2 separate regions of the Homo sapiens genome follow, and region 1 is linked to region 2. Evidence: read pairs that join two places in POLR2A ChIA-PET (ENCODE). Cell type or tissue: GM12878. All regions are shown on one strand. Each heading gives the region's core, and the rest is flanking DNA. Links, peaks and the distances in the headings are about the cores only. Region 1 has its middle 41 kb from the start of ONECUT1. Region 2 overlaps MYO5C (myosin VC).

Region 1 (10,916 bases), core at 2,262-7,261, 540 kb before region 2:
ACCATAATGGTTTTTTAAGAAACTACCCAGTTATCCTATTTGCTAACACCAAAGATAATTTTCATACCAGCATTGAATTTGCACCCATTATGCAATTTCAGGGCTTAGAGATATATTTTCTCATAAACAGATGCACAAATCAGAGCCTGAAAAGCAATTTTTTTACTCGACTGTTTGAGCATACTCACACCCTTTGCTTTTTAGAAATCGTGATGGACAAACTCAGCTTCTCACAAGCAATACACTTATTACATCATGTATGACTGATTCTTTACTTGCTCCTGAACTGGCATGTAGAAAAAAAACACAATGCTTCCATTCCTATTTAGTGTAACATTAATTTCTGGCTTGAGTTTTTTAATCTACATTCCACAGAGCAGGTCATGTGCCATTTGTTCACCCATCATTTCTCAATTCTTTTGCAAAATTCACCAGAAAAAGGTATCTATCTTACTCTTTTATTTGTACATGTGTTTATTCCAAAACTGCACTTAAAGTAATCCTTTTTTTTTTTTTTTTTTTTTTTTTTTTTTTTTTTTTTTTTTTTGGTAGAATGGAAGTTAGTCTGTTTCTGGCCATAAGACATTCAGGTCCTCTCATCACTGGAAGCTTTCCTGTAGAGGGCAGGGAGTTGTGACGTCTGGACACCCCAAAACCCCAGACTTCAGTAAATGTTCAGGTAAAAGAGCTCTGGATGTCAGGAATTGAGTATTCCAGTCCCTGGATGCAGCTGGAATAGACTCCAAAGACCAAAGAAAATGTGTGGGAAATCCAGAAGTCCTAAATGAACATGTCACTCACTGTGCCCCCTCAAAAAAGCGAAATTATTTTTCCAGGAAAATATAAAAGCACTACGCTACTTTTGGATTCATTCCACTCCCATTGCTACCCCAGGTGAATGACCGTGGTTGCAGGTTAAATGCAAACTTTGCTATACCAAAGAGTCCTAGGACATTTTCACATGAGCTATAAAGGCATATTCCCTAAGAAAGGTCCTCCCTTCTTTGTACATAAAGGATGAAAACTATGCATTTAGCAAACAAAGAGAAAGCACTTCTTTTTCTATCTAGTTGTTTAGGGTGCATTCAAACACCAGAGGCTGTTTTGAGACATGTTTGGCCTTCTGGGTTATTACTGTGGTGTGGTTAGCTTTACAGTACATTTGGTAACTATTTCCTAAATAGTAAGGACAAAGAAGCAGAAGGTAAGAAATAGCGACTTCCACGTGTAAAAAAAAAAAAGAAAAAGAAAAAAAGAAAAAAAAGTGTAAAGATCTACTATTTATAGTGTGAACCAAAGACGCTACCTCACTCAATTTCCATTGGTGATTTTAATCACATTGATGATACCAAAGAATACCAAAGATATTTTCATGCACGGTCTCAGTCTGCAGAGGGAACTCCGCCCCTTCCCTTCCCCCACCCCTCCCCCTTCCTAACTCTTCACTCAGTGTGTAAACTTGTCTTCATTCTTAATAATGATACAATAATGACAACAACAACATTAGGAAATACTACTCTTATTACTGCTAGTTCTACTTGTAAATCTCTAGGCAAACATGTTGCAAACTTTGTAAACTCCTAGGACGAGTGCCTTGCTTGAACCAAAGTGTTAAACCGCTGTTGACCTCTTTCACCTTATACTCTTTGAATACCTCAGCCTCTTAGAAAGGCCACTAATGAAAAAAAAAGGAATAATTATTCACCGTGGTGCTTTTTCCGTGCAACCATGCAATGAAACTTTCTTTGATACCAAAGGATGACTTTTTTTTTTCCCAATTTCTTGCTGATAAACCAAAGCTCCTCCTCCTTGTTCCCTCTCAAGTTCCCCCCACCTGACTTCACCTGTCCCTCCACCAGGCAGGCCGTGCATAACTTTTACCAATTCCTCCAAATACCTCATAGTAATAAAGTTTTAGGGTTATGTTGTATAGAGAGTCTATGTGATAAGGCAGAACTTACTAGTTTGATAATTGTTAAGGTTACTTTAAAAAAAACTTTATAATTCTTATTTATTTTGTAGTTTGTATGTTTGGGATGTCCCCCCCCCCTCTTTGATTTGGGGTTTATTTTCTTGGCAGAACTGCTCTATTGCTCAAGGAAGACTTAGTTTCTGGAAATATTCCCCGGGTGAGTTAAGGGTTGTGTAAAAATGCAAGAATGGAATACGAAATGATTTTCATTTTGATGGTTACTTATGAAGTTTTTGTGTTCCGTAGAAAATTTGTTTCCACAGGGTAAAAAAATATATATATATAAAATCTCTTTTCTGTGAAGCTGGTTCCTATTTTTCTCTATAATGTGCTGTGATTTTTTTTAATTTAATTACATTTTATATGAGCTTATTTAATCACTGCTTTAATTTATGACTGTGTAGTTTTTAAAATGTATATAGTAGAATCAAAATGGCCAAAGCTTTATGTTACAATCTTTTTGTTCTCGATGCTAAGATAAGCTGAAGGCAAGAGCTTCTCTTAACTGCAGGGTGTATCTTTAGCTTTTTCTTAGTAGGTACTTCAATGTGTGCTGTAAACACTGCCAGGTCCCCCTCAGAAACTTGTACATGCCAAAGTGAGTGTTTCAAGATAGTCCTTTTTGTCATTTAGACAGAAGAAAGGCATTGTTCGTGTTCTTCCTTTAATTTATTAATTTTTTTTTAGAAAAGATTACTTTGCAGGTAAGACCTGAAATTCCAAAGAATTTGAGACTTTTTTAATATTTCAAAGCACCGGCATTTGTGAGATACTTTGCTACTTCTTTTTTTTTTTTTTTTTTTTAACCATTCGCACGGGTATGAAAAGTAGAGTGTAAAAACTCAGAGAGACAAGCTAACTTGAATTTGGAAATCCTCTAGGTTTTCCCAAGTTTCTGAATTGCTTCAAGGCAGGGGGCAGGGCATGGAGACACAGTTCCTTTTGCAAAGCTGAGAGGAGAGTGTAATGGCCTCATGCCCTTAAGCAGAAAGTCAAGGCTGGGGAGCAGCTGACCCAGCCCCTACCCCTCTGGCCAGTCCACAGTAGACACAAAATACAATTGCTTGGCCTCAATTATCAATAGAATTTAAGAGAAAAATCAAAGTTACACATCCCTCTCCACATCAGTTTCTTGGAATCTGCTACTCATGACTGCCCCTCCTCTCCCCACGCGCCCCTACCAAAGTCACAGGAGTCATCCTCAAATGTCAGGGTACTGGGGTGAATGTACTCCACGCCTCTCTGAGTTTGTCTCTGCTCACTCTTCATCTTCCCACTGGTTTCTTTTCTGCACTAGAGATGATCCCTGCCCTCAGCTCCCTTCATGGAGGCAGTTCAGATACTTGGCCCTACCTGTGATGAGCACACACACAGAATTCTCAACTGACAGTGGCATCCTCAGAAGAGTCGGTGCCCACTATTTTGTTTTATTTTGCTGAAAGAAGTTGCCCTCACTACACATCATAAACCCATAGATGTAAATACTTTCCCTCTCAACATACAAATTTTACCTTTCTCTTTCCCTCCCACAGGGGTGACTGTGGTGGGGAAGGAAAGAGAGGGCTTAGACTTCAGGTCAAATGTTACATTTTCTTAGGAACATTTTTATACTCATTATGTATTTTAATAGGGCAATAAATCTGCTTTGGGTTGCAGGATCACTCAGTGTTCTGTTGGAAAGCATTGACCAATGATTTGTTTTTAATACAAATGCTGTGCGATGAGTTATAGAAACCTAGGACAATGGTTGAGGGAGTCGACTCCTACATCAGCAGTGAAGCGCTGAGCGGCGTTGTATTCACAAAGTCACATCTTCTGTTTCTGTGTTAGTCTCGATTTGTTGTGGTACGTTCTGCATTTATTACATAATCATTGTGGGCTCATTTTAGATTTGCCATCTGAACCAAGTGACAAGTATTTTTCAATACAATAAAGTTGAAAACCTTGTCTTCCACTTGCTTTGGTAGTTGTCTTCATATCTCCCTGTGCTTATTGCCCTGTCTGAATCAGCCCATCTGTCACTCACTTAGACCTATCCCTTCCCCACTTTTTCTACTTTCACTACACTTTTGACCTTAGCTATTGTTTGAGTGTGACTCAGTTTCCCTGTTCAAGTTAGCTTGATGGTTTATTATGTAAGGAGGGTGCCTAAGACAATCATCAGGTAAAAATAAAATAAAATAAAATAAGATCAGTAGAGTAGAAAATCTTCCAAGAGCAGAGGGAGTTCTTCCTTAGCAATGAAAAAAAGACAAAAAAAAAGGGTAAATACATAATTAAATAGTTAATTAAAACCCTAACCATGAGGGGCTTAGAAGATTTTTTGATAAAAGACAAATGTTGCTGTCATTTTCTTTGTCAATTAGAAAACAGTGGTAGTTTCTACGTTGCATCTACATTTCAGACTAAATGATTATTGTACCCAGTTATGGTTGTTTGCTAATATTTTGTCTCTCTCTCTTTCTCTCTGTCCGATGCTTCTTCTGTATTTTTGTGTGTAGCAACAAAAACGTGTAATGCATTAGGCATTATTCTGGTTTGTTTCTGAGTATCTCCTGTACTGCATTAAGGTTTCTTTCATTTATTTTAAGCTTCGCTACTGTTCTCACTTTATGCCGTGCAATATCATCTGCTGTGTTTGCTAAGCAAAAAAGAAAAAAAAAAAAAAAAAAAAGCAAGTGATGATGCCATCATGCTTTTCAGTGTTAAAATGTTTCAGCATTTATGTAGTCACCAAAATGTAGTAAATAAAATGTTGGATTTTCCAGCACTTTAAATTTAGACAATCCTTGCCTTCTTTTGTTTTTATTCTACCTGAAATCCTAAGCAAGTAGCTCATCGAGTTTCTTTGGAGGAAGGGTGAAACGGAGAGGACAACACGCTTGAAAACAAAAGCCAGTGCCATGGTCAAAGAAAGATTAATGCAGGGAAATAAAGAGATGTTCTCTAGTGGAGCAAAATAATGCTTTTAAATGAAAGTGGAACATTCTATTTCTAGAGATTAGCCATTTATATTAACCTGATTGACTCTCAGAAGAAGTAAAAATTATTATTAGAGAGGATGGTCCTTAAAAGCCCTCTCCAGTAAAATAACTTGTGTAGGCAGTTGTGTGTGTCAGAAGCTGGGGGGCAGGGAAATTAAGGTCCTCTTTAATACAATGTAGTAACCGATCAAGAGGCCTGGCTCGGGAAACACAGTTTGGCTTTCCTGCTGTGCTGATTACTAATTGTGAGACCTTAGGCAAATTACTTAACTTCCCTCAGTCTGTTTCCTCATCTGTAAAATAGGCATAAGTATCTACATTATAGCGTGGTTGTGAGGATTAGACACTAGAAGTAGGTAAAGCTTAGCCCAGTGTCCGGCATATAAATCCTCCATAAATCTTAGCTATATTTATTATCAGCAAATTAGATAGATGATAGATAGACAGATTGATTGATTGATTTAGAGACAGGGTCTTGCCACGTTACCCAGGCTAGCGTCAAACTCCTAGGCTCAAGCGATCCTCCTGGGCTTCAGCCTTCCTAGTAGCTGGGATTACAGGCTCAGCAAATATCTTAAAATGCAGATTTTTTCCAGTTAAAAAAACTATTTTTGTCCGGGCGCGGTGGCTCACACCTGTAATCCCAGCACTTTGGGAGGCCAAGGTGGGCGGATCATGAGGTCAAGAGATCAAGACCATCCCAGCCAACATGGTGAAACCACATCTCTACTAAAAATAGAAAAAACATTAGCTGGGCGTGGTGATGCATGCCTGTAGTCCCAGCTACTCAGGAGGCTGAGGCAGCAGAACCACTTGAACCCGGGAGGTGGAGGTTGCAATGAGCCAAGATCGTGTCACTGCACTCCAGCCTGGCGACAGAGTGAGACTCCGTCTCAAAACAAAGAAGTAGACAAACAAAAAAACTATTTTCTAAGGTTTTTCATTTTTTAAATATAGGGGTAAGACTGATCTCCCTTTTTAAATTTTTATTTATTTATTTATTTATTTTGAGATAGGGTCTCCTTGTGTCACCCAGGCTGGAGTGCAGCGGCATAATCACCGCTCACTGCAACCTGGACCTCCTGGGCTAACGTGATCCTCCTGCCTCAGCCTTCCAAGTAGCTGCAAATACAGGCACATGCCACCATACCCCACTAATTTTTGTGTGTGGGGTTTTTTTGTTGGTTTGTTTGTTTTGTTTTGTTTTTGTAGAGACAGGTTCTTGCCACGTTGCCCAGGCTGTTCCTGAACTCCTGGCCTCCCAAAGAGCTGGCGTTATAAGCATGAGCCGCTGTACCCAGCCTTGGCTATTTTTAATGAAGGTGATATTAATGTTCTTCTACAAAGCTTTTTGTGGACATTTTCTAAAAAGTTTTATTCTGAAATAATTTCAAACTCACAGAAAAGTTGCAAGGATGCATAAGGAATTCTTATGTACCTATTAGCCAGATTTAACAATGCTTTATATTTTGTCACATTTGCTTTATCATTCTCTGTGTATATGTTTACATAATTATTTTCCTGGAACCTTGGGAGAATAGGTTGCATATATCATGCCCATTTATCTCTCAATACTTTCACATGTATAGTCATGAGTGGGCTTTGGGGCATACCAGTGGGATGGTGGGAGGTATGCTGAGCTCTGCCCCAAGGATGATTAATATCAATTTCAATACTATATAAACATTTTGTTCCTATATAGCTCTGTTCTCTCTTGTGATGATCAGTTTTATGTGTCAACTTGACTAGTCTCTGGTCCCCAGTTACTCATTCAAACACTAGGTGTTGCCATGAAGGTATTTTGTGGATGTGATTGCTGTTCATAATCAGCTCACTTTAAATAAAGGAGAATATCTCACACGGGTGTGCAGAGCAGTCCAGATTCTCAGGAATATATTGAAACTTTTCAAAGCCCTCAATGGGGTAAAGCAAAAAGTATCTGAGACAGGTCTTGATCAATTTAGACATTTATTTGGCCAAGTTTAAGGACTTCCCTGGAAGAAAAAAACACAGAATCACAGAAACAGTCTGTGGTCTGTGCCTTTCTCCAAAGATGAATTTGAGCACTTCAATATTTAAAGGGGCAGAGTGGACTGGAGGGGAAAGAGGGAAGGCATGGTCATCCACATGTTGCAAGGGAAAACGAGCAGTAGGGGAAGAGTCAATTATATATTCCTCTCACTCTCAGTAAATCAGCACATTATATAAGATAACGTGAACATAGAGTAGCTACCTGTGAAGATATTTGACCTTTTATCTGTAGCTATCTGCTTAGGAACAAAAGAAAAGGCAGCTTCTTGCATGACTCAGCTTTCAGATTAATTTTTTCCTTTTGGCAGAGTAAAGTAGGGTCCCAAGTTTTTACTTTCCTTTCACATTTCATATCTCATTCCCCAAATTTTCCTTTAAGATTTTTGGTCAGCTTTTGAGTTGGTCTCAACTGTTGTCACTGGCTCAGGCAACTGCAATATTAAACAATCATCCCTGATTGTTTTTGTTGTTCAGTTTTTTGGTGGGGACAGAGTCTTGCCATATTGCCCAGGCTGGTCTCAAACTCCTGGGCTCAAGCAATCCTCCCACCTCGGCTTCCCAAAGTGTTGGGATTACAGGTGTGAGCCACCACACCCAGCCCCCTGATTGTTTTTGACAAATGCCTCAGGAATTGATGGAAACTGAGTTGAGACAGGAATAACACAGGGTGGTCACAAGAGAACAGAAAATTCCAGGCAGTAGTTTCGCATGGCTAAGCAAAAGGTAACTGTCAGAATAGCTGCAGGGTTGTGAACCAAGCTGGCTAAGACTAACTGGACCCAACATGGCACTGGATTTGACCTAGGTTTCTCCTAGGAATTCATTGTATGCTCATTAACATACTCAATCACATGCCCATCAGTACCATAACAGTTACGGGAATACCTGTATTTGGTGTAAAAATGAGTGGCACCAGAGTTCCAAGAAATCTCTACTTTTTTCCAGGAATCTTCATGAATATTCCACCCCTTTGGTGAAAGAAACGCATGAAGATAGAAACCACAAACCCCATTGTAAGACTCTCTCTTGAGTATGCACACTCCCCTTTTTTTGAGTTTTCCCTTTATAATAAATCTCCACGCTTTCCCTGTTTTCTGACTCATCCTTGAATTCCTTCTCATGATGATGTCAACATTCTGGACACTGCTGGGGTCAAGGTCCCACCTGCTTTTGTGGGCCTCCCTCAGCCCACTGGCATCAGAGCCAGGTAAAATGTTTAAAAGCCCTGTGAATGGAGGTTCCCAGAGAACTTCCTGATAAGTCAAAGAATGACCATGATCTGAGAACGGTGTTTTGAGAGAGCACCAAACCCCTTGTGCCGTCCCCCTCCCCCTCCAGAGGCTGCCAGGCTGTTAGTTTTTAAGGAGACTGCAAAGCTGCGGAGGAGGGTGTATGAGTCCATTCTCACACTGTTATAAAGATACTACCCGAGACTGAGTAATTTATAAAGGAAGGAGGTTTAATTAACTCACAGTTCCACATGGCTAGGGAGGCCTCAGGAAACCCAATCATGGCAGAAGGGGAAGCAAGGAAGCAGGCACCTTCTTCACATGGTGGCAGGCAAGAGACAGAGTGAGGAGTGAAGGAGGAAGAGCCCCTTATGAAACCATCAGATTTTGTGAGAACTCACTCACTATCATGAGAACAGCATGGGAGACCATCCCCCATGATCCAGTCACCTCCCACCAGCTCTCTCCCTACACACGTGGGGATTATGGTGATTACAATTCAAGATGATATTTGGGTGGGGACACAGCGAAACCGTTGAAACAGCTCCATTGTCTGGAGTAAATACCTGGGGTTCATTGTCTCACACCAAGAAAAGTAAGGACACAGTCACACACAAGGAGTGGGTTTAGCACTGCAAAGTCTAATAGACAAAGAAGAGGAAAGGGAGAGAAAGATTTCTCATTTGGAGAAAGCAGGTCACCCAAGAGAGGGTTTCCAGGTTTGGGGTGGAACGTGATTGATTTTGTAGAGAGGCTTGAGGAGGCAGTGATCGAGTTACATAGGGCCCAGGGGATTGGTTTGACTAGGTGTGTCATTTACATAGCCTACGGAGAAACTGGCCCTCCCACCCTAATCGTTTATTATGCAAATGTGACTTCTACCTGGCTGTCGCCGTGACACCTGCACACGTGGCTTTACCTGGCTGATGCCATGAAACCCGCACATATGGTGACAAAGAAAAGGGAGCGGGAATCACCATATTGAATGTACCTGGCTTCCAGATACACCTGCTGGCATTTACATATGCAAGCACCTAGCTTGCATATCTATGCCTGAAGCTTGATTTTTCAGGCTGCTTTCTGTTAGTGAAGAAGTGGTTTGGGGGCTGCTTTTTATTAAAGGAAAATTCCACTGAGAACTCTTTTACCTGCTCTAACTGACTAGAATAATTTCTTAGTAACTCCTGTATTACCATATCAGAGGGGATAGGAATAGCCCAAGTTAAAATTTTCACTCACGTCCGTGTGAAGAGACCACCAAACAGGCTTCGTGTGAGCAATATGGCTGTTTATTTCACCTGGGTGCAGGCGGGCTGAGTCCAAAGAGAGAGTCAGCGAAGGGAGATAGGGGTGGGGCCGTTTTATAGGATTTGGGTAGGTAAAGGAAAATTACAGTCAAAGGGGGGTTGTTCTCTGGTGGGCAGAGTGGGGGTCACAAGGTACTCAGTGGGGGAGCTTTTGAGCCAGGATGAGCCAGGAGAAGGAATTTCACAAGACAATGTCATCAGTTAAGGCAGGAACAGGCCATTTTCACTTCTTTTGTGGAGGAATGTCATCAGTTAAGGCAGGAACTGGCGATCTGGATGTGTACGTGCAGCTACGTGCAGGTCACAGGGGATATGATGGCTTAGCTTGGGCTCAGAGGCCTGACATTCCTGTCTTCTTTATTAATAAGAAAAATAAAACGAAATAGTGGTAAAGTGTTGGGACGGTGAAAATTTTTGGGGGTGGTATGGAGAGATAATGGGCGATGTTTCTCAGGGCTGCTTCGAGCGGGATTAGGGGCGGCGTGGGAACCTAGAGTGGGAGAGATTAAGCTGAAGGAAGATTTTGTGGTGAGGGGTGACATTGTGGGGTTGTTAGAAGGAACATTTGTCATTTAGAATTATTGGTGATGGCCTGGATACAGTTTTCTATGAATTGAAAAACTAAATGGAATAAGAGAAGGAGAAAAACAGGTATAAAAGGTCTAAGAATTGGGATGACTCAGGACATCTGATTAGAGAATGCCTAAGGAGATTCAGCATAGTCCTGCCAGCAAAGATTATTTATTTACTTCAAGAGTTAAGAGTGGCAGTGTGGGGATAGCATGAGGAGATATCAGCTGTGATGGCTTGGAGAAACAGTGTAAACCGGCAGTGTAAACAAGAGCAGAGCATGTATGAGTAGTTGAGAACGGTGAATAGGAGTATGACTAGACAGAAGATAGTAGGGATGACAAGTTTTTTTGGGGCACAGTCTAAGTTGGTCTGGTGTCTGGAATGAGACTGGGGCCTAATAAAAACGAGCATCTATGCAGGAGCTCAAATGGGCTGTACCTCGTAGCATTCTGAGGACAGGCCTGAATTCTGAGAAGCGAAAGTGGTAAAAGTATTGTCCAGTCCTTTTCAAGTTGGTGGCTGAGCTTGGTGAGGTGTGTTTTTAAAAGACCTTTAGTCCGTTCTACTTTTCCTGAAGACTGAGGACTGTGAGGGATATAAAGGTTTCACTGAATACCAAGAGCCTGAAAAACTGCTTGGCTGATTTGACTAATAAAGGCTGGTCTGTTATCAGACTGTATAGAGATGGAAAGGCTAAACTGAGGAATTATGTCTGACAGAAGGGAAGAAATGACTGTGGTGGCCTTCTCAGACCCTATAAGAAAGGCCTCTACCTATCCAGTGAAAGTGTCTACCTAGACTAAGAGGTATTTTAGTTTCC
Region 2 (10,916 bases), core at 362-5,361:
GCCAGGGCAACGTAGTGAGACCCCATCTCTACAAGGAAAACTTTAAAAATATATATATAGTGGTGCATGCCTGTAGCTCTGGCTACTCAGGAGGCTGAGGCAAGAGGACTGCTTGAGCCCAGGAGATTGAGGCTGCAGTGAGCTATGATCACACTACTGCACTCCAGCCTGGATGACAGAGCAAAATCCTGTCTCTAAAAATACTACTACTAATAATAATAATAATTAATAGAGATCTTATGCTGCTGGAGAGAACATCTTGAAATGGGCACTGTCATACATGGTTGCTGGGAATATAAATTGGTATAAACTTTCTTGAGGGCTTATTTGAAGGTATGGATCATGAACCTTTGGAAAGTACATTCCCTTTGACTCAGTAACACAACTTGTAAGGTTCTATCCTAAGTAAATACTTGAACATGTGGACGAGATTTTTGTTCAGAGTGATCATCTTAGTGTTATTAATCATAGAGAAAAAAAGCAACCCAAAGGAGAGAAATGCATACCTAACAATAGAGCAAAGGTTAAATTGTTGTATGATATAATATGACTTGGCTGTTAAAATGATGGTTTGAGTATATTATCAATGACATGGGAAAACGTCTGCAGTATAACTAGAGAAAAATGTAGGATTTGAAATTTTGCATGTAATATGATCCCAATTTTATAAAATGTACATTTACCATATTGGGAAAAAAGGAATGAAATCAAAATGTGAAGAGTGGTTTTTTTCTGGGTTATGGGTTGATGGGTGACCCATTTTATTAGATATATTATAAGATGGGCTTGAATTGGAGGGAGGAAGCTGTACTGACACCGCCACTTCTAAGGTCAATAGAGTTCCTAACATGTCTAGCCAGGGACACAGAATGGTGGCAGGGAGAGAGGTGGCCGCACAGAGTAGAAACAGCACAATGTCCCTCGGCCCCAAGAGTCCCTAGAGGGCACACAGCTGCAGTGACCCTGCATGGTGGGTCTTTCTGGGTCAGAGAAGCCTGAATTCTATATGTGTCAAATGCTCAGATGTGGAAGAACTTAAACACTATGTCCTTTATAGGAAATATTTCTAGGTATCCAAGGACTCTTCTGGTTCTTGAGCCAAATTCAGCATGGGCAAGGCCACCTACTTATCAGGAAAGAAAGGCAAAACCAGGCCCAAATCTCTGAACATTTCTCTAGCTCCAGCTTCTGAAATCTAGAAAGCCCATTTTCCCACATTCATATTTTTAAATTCTCTATGATGGGCACTCCTATGTAATAAGAGCAAGATAAATGTAGTATATGCATACAATAGGATATTATTCAGCCATACGAATATATGAAATGCTGATACATGCTACGACATGGATGAATTTTGAAAACCTTATGCTAAGTGAAAGAAGCCAGACACACACACAAAAAACCTATTCTATGAATTTATTTATATGAGATGTCCAGAATAGGCAAATCCATAGAGACAGAAAGTAGATGAGTGGTTGCCAGGTGCTGGAAGGTAATGAGAAACTAGAGAGTGACACTAAAGGTCAGTTTTATTTTTGGAGTAATAAAATGTTCTGGAATTAAATAATGATGATTGTAGCACAACTCTGACTACACTAAAAAACCTTTGAGTTTACACTTTAAATGGGTGAGTTGTACGGTATGCAAATTGTATGTCAATAAAGCTGTTACCCAAAAAAAAAAAAAATAGATTAAAGTGCTTCTAAGCTAAATCCTGGTTTCTTTTTATTGCTGTAGGATCTTGAAGAAGAATTAGACATGAAAGACAGAGTGATTAAAAAGCTACAAGATCAAGTCAAGACACTAAGCAAGACAATTGGAAAAGGTAAGAAACAATACTTGTTTTCTTATTCTTTTGAGCTAAGGCTAACATGCGCTCAAGTGTTTATTTTCTTTCTGGTCCAAAGCTTATGAAACCCAAAGGAATGATTCTCAAGTGGTGAGGTTTGTGACCTAGTGCTGGGCTAACGAAAGGATCCTTTGGGTCAGGAAGACAGCTCCCTCCCACTCAGATGATACCAGATACATTCATGTACTCGCAAGAGACATCCTATAATTAACACATTAACCTCTTCCTCTGTTAGCTCCCTTTTTTAAAAAATGAAATTGTGAACAATTTTTCAATTTACTGCTTTGAAATTCACCTTCTCTCCCTGTTACATATGTAGGATCAGTAAGTATCCAAATTTCTATTAGAAAAGTAGAGAGCTAAGAAGCAGACATCCTGAACATGGACTGCATGGCACACATAAAGCATCCTCGTGAGCCTCTGTGAAAGGGACCCTCCTCCCTTCTTCCCTCCTTCTGCTTCTGTCACTGAACTTTTCTGTGTTCAGCTCCTGCTCACATTTCTCACTCTTTCATTCTTTATTACCTTTTCCCCTTCCTCCCAGCCTTACTGCCAAGGCTGTATCTTGTTTCTTTTTCTATATTCATCTCTTTGAAGAGCAGCTTTATTCTTACTTATCCAACTCTCACCTCAAATTTGAAATGTCCACAAGCAAACTGAGGATCCCTTTCCTTCAGTAATAAATGACAAATGGCAGTCTGCCCCATGAGAGCAGGGCCCAGGTCTGTGCTTCCCAGCCCCCGCTGCATCCCCACTGCTGGGATGAATGAATGAACCATCATTCACCACCCTGGCTCACCTTTCAGACTTCTGACCTCCAGAGCTGTATGATTAAACATTTGTGTTGTTTTAAGCCTCTATGTTTGTGATAACTTTACAGCAGCCACAGGAAACTAATACAGCTGTCTCAGTAAGGATCATGCACATTGGTATTTTGCACACCAAATGTTTCACAAGTCTTCTTTCACAGTAGCATTGGCATCTTGAAGACAAGGCAACATCTTGGATTTCTTTCCTGTTACCATGTGCTGGATACATATCAGGCACTCATAAGGCTCTTCAAAGGATAATTGGGCCTTTTCAGCAGCAGCTGTACTCACTGATGTACTCATAAAGAGGAATCACTACTTGGAGAAATTCTTCAGGATACAATACAGTACAGTTTTAATGTATCTGAAAGCCACAGACATTTACGTGCAAACCAGCCAGAATGGGGTAGGAGAGTAGTCACATTGTGAGACCTGTGAAAGCTGCTTTTGTGTATTTAGCTGATTGTTTGCCTCTGTCTACAGCCAATGATGTGCACTCGTCCTCAGGACCCAAGGAGTACCTTGGAATGCTGCAATACAAGAGAGAAGACGAGGCCAAGCTCATTCAGAACCTCATTCTTGGTAGTGAAACCTGGAACTCTGGATTTTTGCTTTCTCTTTGAGAACTTGCATATCAGTCAGTGCCAAAGTCCTGGGCAGGGGTGGTCCTTTTTCTACTTTTTCTTCCACTGCTTCTTCCCCCAGCCCAGAGTTTCTCAACCTCAGCACTGTTGACCTGTTAACTCTGTGAATGGGGAGTAACAAAGGATGGAGCAGCATCCTTGACTTCTACTCACTAGAAGGCAGCAGCAACCCCTAGTGATGACAATAAAAGATATCTCCAGGTATTGCCGAATGTCCTGTGGGGGCCAAAACTGTCCTCAGTTGAGAACCACTGCCCTGACCTTTTCCAAATTGTAGGACCAGGGTAGAAGAGAAACATCACCTCATTTTTGTGTCTCAGCACAGGAGCCATCATGGAAGCAATTGTGGCTCTGTGCTCCATTTGACTTCTGAGAAATTTCTCTGCGGGCAATGTGATGGGGCTTCCCAGCCATGCCTCAGTTACAGGAATGTCCCATGTGCATGCTCAAGAGTTGGTGGTCATAGAACCAATCTTACTGCACTGTCTTCACTGTGACCTTCCACGTGGTTTTCTGGCATAGGGAGAAAAATCTGCCTCCCTGTCAGCTGGCCCCAAGATCTCAAAACAGAAAGCCAACGTGTAGCCTTCCTTCCTCTTCTGCGAGTGACCCCCTTGGCTCATATGAGCACCTCTACCCTTTTCTTTCCCCTCATCACTGGTGTCATGCAGTGTGAGCCTCTTCTTTGTTCTTCTGTCTTCCTGCAGCCAGGGGACATCCTTGTTTGCTTATCTTAACTTTTTTTGTAAGATTTCTCTCTCCCCTTCATCCCCACTGAGCGTTTCCACCATTCTGTTCTCCTCAAGGCCAGCCAGGCATCCTCTGCTGCACTGGGTGTGCCTGCTTTCCCTATTCAAGGCAGCTTCATGTGACTGTGGACACTGTACGCCATCCTCATCAAAGCGCTTGGAGTAGGGGTGCATGGAATGGAGTTTCTTTCTTACAATGGGGGTCTGAAATCCAGGGTTTCCACACCAGGGAAAAATAAAGATTCTGTCTCTTATTCAACCTTTTAAGAAAGAGAAAGTCCTTTGTAAACAAGAAGAGGAACAAGTGACACCTGTGTATCTTGTGCCAAGAAAGGAGCCAGATGGAATTCCTCAAAGAGGAAATAAATCCATATACATTCAGGCACTGTGTCAAGCACAGAAAAGCAAACAAGCCCCTGCCCCTAGTCACAAGTTCCTTAGGAGAAGAGCTGACCTGTCAGCTGTAATCCTCATTGGCTCTCTCTGCTTCAGACTTGAAGCCCCGTGGCGTGGTGGTGAACATGATCCCCGGGCTGCCGGCTCATATCCTGTTCATGTGTGTGCGCTACGCAGACTCTCTGAATGATGCCAACATGCTGAAGTCCCTCATGAACAGCACCATTAATGGCATCAAGCAGGTGGTTAAGGTAGGAAATGCCTTTGACATTGGCCCCTGGTATCACATCTATGGGAATGACCAGATGCCCAGTCTTTGCCCATCCTGAGCCTCCATTGTGTGGTGAGCCACATGATTCCTCAAACAAGTTTGAGGCCCAACTAGTGAAGGGAGCCACACTGTTAGGGAAAGATAAATGGATGAGCATCTGCCATAGGCCTCAAAGCCTTACCGGCGAGACTGCAACCTGGTAGCCACTGCCCCACCACTGCTATCCCCTTAGGGTGTAAAGTTATCAGCTGTGAGGGGTATAGGTTCTATCTCTGTAACAAGGGTAAATCATGAGAAATGAAATGGAGTGAAAAATTATTCATCTCTTCCCTTGGCAATTATATAATTCTTCTTCCTAAAAGCACATTGTGTATTTTTATTCCCAGTCCACAAATGAAGATGAACTGTGTATTAGTTAGGTTAGTTACTTAGTAAAGTTAAGCTATTGTAGCTATGAGACACCTGCCACCTCCCTTTGCCCAATATACAGTGTCTTAAAGAAGATGGAGGATTTTTCTTTGCTGATAGCGGTTCCATAATGAGCCATCTAGGTTGGAAGGTGGCTCTGTTCCACGTGATCATGAAGGGACCCAGGTTCCTTCCAACTTGCTGTTGGCCATTCCCTAAGTCGGTGTCCTTATTGGAATGACTGGACAAGCAGGCAGCCAGCAGTTTACCACTGGGCAAGAGGGAACCTACCATAGGACACAGACCATGTGTGTATGGTATACATATCAGAAGTCACCAACTGAACTCTTTATGAGCAATCATCTCTTCATGGTGTGACAAGTGGATAATGATCAAAAGTGACAATGACAAAGGGCGGGATTTTGTGAAGGCTAACAGTAACATAAAGTTTATTGCTAATTTCCTTTCCAACTGAAACATAATCCTAAAATCATTCTTAGCATACTGATTATTTTTCCTGGAAACTCCATAAGTGATCAATGAGTAAATAACTGTATCTAAGCATTGAAGATTTTTTTAAGCAGACCTGGATCCTTGCTTACAGGGATAGTTGCTTTGTAAAAAGAGTTCTCTGGTAATGCTTGGCGCATTCTGGAATCTTGGGTGTGGGTAGGGTGGTTGACTTAGTTCTAAGCCAGACCTGGTGCTACCCTGAATGTGGAAATTCCATTAGCCACAGTGGAGTTAGTACAAAAACCTTCTCTCTCTCTCTTTTTCTAGGAAATGACCAGTTTACAGTTATGTTAAAAAGTACCCGTTTCTGGGAATTACAATGTACTGATCCATATTGGAAGGGGGCAATAAGACATAAATAACACTAAAATAACAGTGTTTTCCATGCCCCTCCAAAAGAGAAGTGATGTTTGATATTAGGATATATTTGAATTTTTAGTTAGGGAGACCCTACCTCATTTTTAGTAAAATATGTGTTCTAAAGAGTAATGGGGAATTAAATTCTATTTTAAATACTCTAGGGAAGGCCAGGTGTGGTGGCTCACACCTGTAATCCCAGCACTTTGGGAGGCTGAGGCAGGTAGATCGCTTGAGCTCACAAGTTCAAGACCAGCCTGGGCAACATGGCAAAACCCTGTTTCTACAAAAAAGACAAAAATTGGCCAGGTGCGGTGGTGTGTGCCTGTAGTCCCAGCTACTCAGGAAGCTGAGGTGGGAAGATCACTTGAGCCCGGAAGGCAGAGGTTGCAGTAAGCCAAGATCACACCACTGCACTCCAGCCTGGGTGATAGAGCCAGACCTTGTCTCAAAAATAAATAAATTAATTAATTAATTAATAAACTCTAGGAAGAAAGAAATATAAAAACTAGATTTGTGAGAGATCAGAGTATGGTAATTCTCCTCTCCTTCCAAAAATATCATGAATTCATTATTTATCTGGAGTTAGGAATAGAAAATTCACATTTGTTTGGTGCTGGATACTTTATAGTCACCATCTTCACAGGAGCCACCACAGTGTTTTTGGAAGGGGCTCCCATAAATTGATGTTTTCCCTGTCCATATTTGCATAAATTGGGTTTTCTTAAGACAAGCTGGCATTGTGTTCCAGCCCAGGACACACAGTATTTGCTTCCCCTTGATGCTCTGGAATGTTTCGCCAAATATTCATAAATCAAGAGATGTGTGGTATGAGGACTATAAGACCCCTTTCTCACCAGCATCTTCAGTCTCAACTTCTCTGTGTCCCCCTCCCTCTGCCTTTGCATGTGCCCAGGACCTGCCTCTCCCCACCTCCAGCACACAGCAGTTACAGCAATGTGCCCATATACCCTCTTCAGCCACTATTCCTTTCCCTCCACCCCGGACTGCCAAAGTGCTTAAACTAGTGTTCTCCACCAATTCTCTTTGTCACTCCTTGCAATCTGGCTTCTAACCCATCACTCTACAGAGAGATCACCAGTAACTCCTCTTACTAAAACCAGTGGTGTTTCTTTACTTTTTATTCTCTCTAAATTGACCAAAGCATTAGCACCATCTCCTTGAAAGCTTCCTCCCTTGTCTTTTAAATCCCAGGATTTTCTCTGTTTTCCCCTCTGATCACTGTAGCTCTGCCTTCACTGCTTGTTCCTCTTCTTCCTGCCCTGTAAGTGGAGGCCTTCTCCCCAACAGTCCTAGTCCTGAGCTCTTGTCTCTCCACCCATTTCCCTCAAAGGCTAGACCTCCTTCCTCTCTGAGGTTTCCCTGGCTGCTCTGCCTCCCCATCCTCTCTCCTCGTCCTCTGAGCTTTGGTAGCACAGTCTACAGCCATCGTATGGGCTCTTGACCACCTACTAAAACTCTGTTCTATCTTCCCAGTGAGAGTGTGAACTTAGGAGAGCAAGAAGTGAAACTTGCATTTCTCATGCATTCCTTCAGGACCCACTTCACACTTCATAATGAGTGACACAACCTGTACAGAAACATGTTACAAACTGTGACCTATTAAATAAATATAAGTTCTTATAAGTATAATATGAATTGGATAAAGGCTTTAGTGAATAAAAGAAAAACTAATTTTGGTCAAAAGCTACAAATAACCAAACAGGTAAATGCTCAGAGGTACAAGTAATCATCAAGACCAATTTTGTCTTTTCTTATTTTCCTAAGGAACATTTAGAAGACTTTGAAATGCTGTCCTTTTGGCTTTCCAACACTTGTCATTTTCTCAATTGCCTGAAGCAGTACAGCGGAGAAGAGGTAGGGGGCGCCCACCTGCTTGTTGTTTTGTGCTGACAGCCAGTCTATAACCTCCTCCTGAGCCAGAGCTCAATAGAGCCTCTATCCTCTCCACCAGGAGGCCAACAGCACATTATCTGTTGGACTCTTGGGCATACACCACAGGCAGGAGACTTCTGGAAGCAGCTTAGATTTTGGGCATGGTACTAGGCCTCCTAGGTCTCCATTACTTTTAAATCAATAGGTAGATAAGATGACTTTTAAGTTTCCTTCTGGCTGTAAGACGTTTAGCATTATGACTCTAAAATACAGGCTTTGGTTTAAAATGCCTGTTTCTTCACAGCTGTTCTCTCTACAGGACCCTGACTGTTCCTCCATAATCTATAAATATGTTTCCTTTGCCATTCCGACTCTGCTTCCAGGAGGCTGATGTCATGAAAGAGTTCTCCACCTTCAAGTACTCACAGAGAAAAATTTCATTGAACTAAAATAACAAAGTGGCTTTCAGGGTTTTCAGTGCTCTCCAAAATGGCTGTACCATTGCACAGCCCCACCAGCAGTGTATGATGTTTCCAGTGTCTCATACCTTCACCAACACTTGGTATTGACAGACATTTTTATCCTTTACCAGTGTCAGGGTATAAAATTATATCTTGTTGACTTAAATTGCATTTATTTGGTCACTAGTGAAGTCAAGCATAATTTTATATGTTTATTGGTCATTTGGGTTTCCTTTTGAATTGCCTAGTCACATCCTTCCTTTCTTTTTCTTAGGGTTGGTTTTTTTGTTACTGATTTGTAGGAGGTCTTTATATCATATGGATAGACTGTAGCTTAGCTTCTAATTTTCCTTATGAAGTCCCTTGTCACACAGTTTTTGAATTTTGATATGCTTAAATCTGTCAATCCTATTCTTTTATGATTTGTGTCTTAAGAAATTCTTCCCTGCCCTGAGATCATGAAGATCCTCTTCTAAACTTTTGTAGTTCATATTTAGAGTTCACAATTAATTATGTTTTTACCTATCCAAAATTGGTATGTAAGGTAATGATCTAATATCCTCTTCCATATAGATAACCAGTTGTCCCAATGGAAGGAAGTTAAAATAAAATATAACAGCAATCTGTCTAGTACTATAGAACAAAAGGAGAAGTAAAGAAAATCCAACCTCTGACTAAAAGGAATACCAAAACAGGAGGAGGCACAGACTAGTCCGTTTACAACAAACTGGCATCTGTGAGACATCAGTGGAAGAATGTTTTATTCAGCACTGTTTTATGATCCTTTCTTTGCCCCCTTCAGCCATGTATAGAATATTCTTTTCCCTGTCTGACTGCTTTTTCAGTTACCATATTTTTATTTCTAAAATTTCTCTTGTTCCTTTTCACCTCTGTCTCTTACCACAATGTCCTGTTCTTTTTTTTTTTTCTTTTTCTTTTTTGAGATGGGGGTCTCACTCTGTCACCCAGGCTGGAGTACAGTGGCACGATCTTGGCTCACTGCAACCTTTGCTTCCCAGGTTCAAGCAATTCTCCTGCCTCAGCCTCCTGAGTAGCTGTGGCTACAGGCATGCGCCACCATGCCCGGTTAATTTTTGTATTTTTAATAGAGATGGGGTTTCACCATGTTGGCCAGGCTGGTCTTGAACTCCTGACTTCAAGTGATCCGCCTGCCTCGGCCTCGCAAAGTGCTGGATTACAGGCGTAAGCCACCACGCCCAGCCCTATAATGTTCTATTCTTAATTTTTTCTTTTTCTTTAGTCTCTTTGAACATGTTAAACATATTCCATTAGTTCACTCAGGCTACTATAACAAAATACCGCAGGCTGGGTGGCTTAAACAAGAGATTTGTTTCCTCACAGTTCTGGAGGCTAAACATCTGAGATCAGGGTGCCAGCATGGTCACTTCCTGGTGAGGGCTCTCTTCCTGGCTTGCTGACAGCCACTTTCTCCATCCCTGTGTCCTCACAGGACCTTTCCTGGGTGCATGGGTCAGGAAGAGGGAGAGAGAGGGCAAGCTCTCTCTGGTGTCTCTTCTTATAAGGACATCAATCTTATTATTAGATCACGGCCCTATCCTCATGACCTCATTTAACCTCATTACCTCCCTAAAGGCCCCATCTCCAAATACAGCCACACTAGGGGGTTAGGGCTTCAATGTATGATTTTTAGGAAGACACATAAAATCCATAACACACACTTTAAAATATTTCAACTTTGTACCCTGTAAATTATAAGGTTATGAATCTCATTTATTGTATCCACTTACCTCTTCATAGCAGTTTGTTTCCTTGAATGCTCTGCAGTTTTGTTTCATTTTCCTATGCGCTTCCATGGGCCTTCTACGAGCTTTTCCATTTAGTCTATAGGTTCCAGGGACAATGTTTGTAGGGAAGTGGGTGGGACAATGACAGTGTGATAGACTGTGATCATACAGGAAATCAGTGCAATTTTTTTCTTATAGAAGGTACATGCTACCCCAAGCATCATGAACTCATTTGATATAAATCAGACATTAAGTTTTAAGGTAAAAGAGTTATAGTAGCTGATTATTAATTTCCTACATGTTTGTATTATTCTAATATTTTATGTTTAAAATTACTTTTAGGAATTCATGAAGCATAATAGTCCACAGCAGAATAAGAATTGCTTGAACAATTTTGACCTTTCAGAATACAGACAGATTCTCAGTGATGTGGCTATACGAATATATCATCAATTTATTATCATAATGGAAAAGAATATCCAACCGATAATAGGTAAGAAGAGAATGGATGACCAAAAAATATTTATAGTAACATTAAGACTTTTTAAAACATAAACTTGGTATGTGTAATGTGTGATTATGTGTAACATTGTTTAAAAAGCCAAGGAAATATAATCATGTAGATATCTGCCTTTTAATTCTTTGCTTGCTTATAATGATTCCATAAATAATAGTACGCTGTTGGTAGTTTTCTTTATATAAGGATGATTTATCCTGAAGGAAAAAACTTGGGGAAACTTCTACTACTGCTATTTATGTGGTACTTCTACTTCTTGGCGTAGCCAAGTATTTTTGAA

What was found. ChIA-PET counts read pairs that join two places held together with the same protein. Peaks named below come from ENCODE experiments on the same cell type or tissue, not always from the same donor. Only the 100,000 strongest peaks of a DNase experiment are listed, where the experiment ranks them.
Region 1: POLR2A ChIA-PET joins it to region 2 with 6 read pairs; 2 of 35 experiments call an interaction of 5 or more read pairs at or near these places.

The regions. Positions count from the first base shown.
Region 1 is chr15:52,743,736-52,754,651 of GRCh38, reverse strand. No RefSeq gene overlaps it. Among named protein-coding and RNA genes, the nearest start is that of ONECUT1, 41 kb to the left of the region's middle. In GM12878, for the core only: no CTCF peak of the experiment used is centred there; a DNase peak (open chromatin) is centred at 5,201.
Region 2 is chr15:52,205,512-52,216,427 of GRCh38, reverse strand. It overlaps MYO5C (myosin VC), which reads left to right. Exons shown (of 41, transcript NM_018728.4): 33 at 1,738-1,825; 34 at 3,142-3,240; 35 at 4,544-4,698; 36 at 7,785-7,874; 37 at 10,462-10,612. It overlaps CERNA1 (competing endogenous lncRNA 1 for miR-4707-5p and miR-4767), which reads right to left. Exons shown (of 3, transcript NR_102751.1): 3 at 10,549-10,916. Among named protein-coding and RNA genes, the nearest start is that of GNB5, 20 kb to the right of the region's middle. In GM12878, for the core only: no CTCF peak of the experiment used is centred there; no DNase peak of the experiment used is centred there.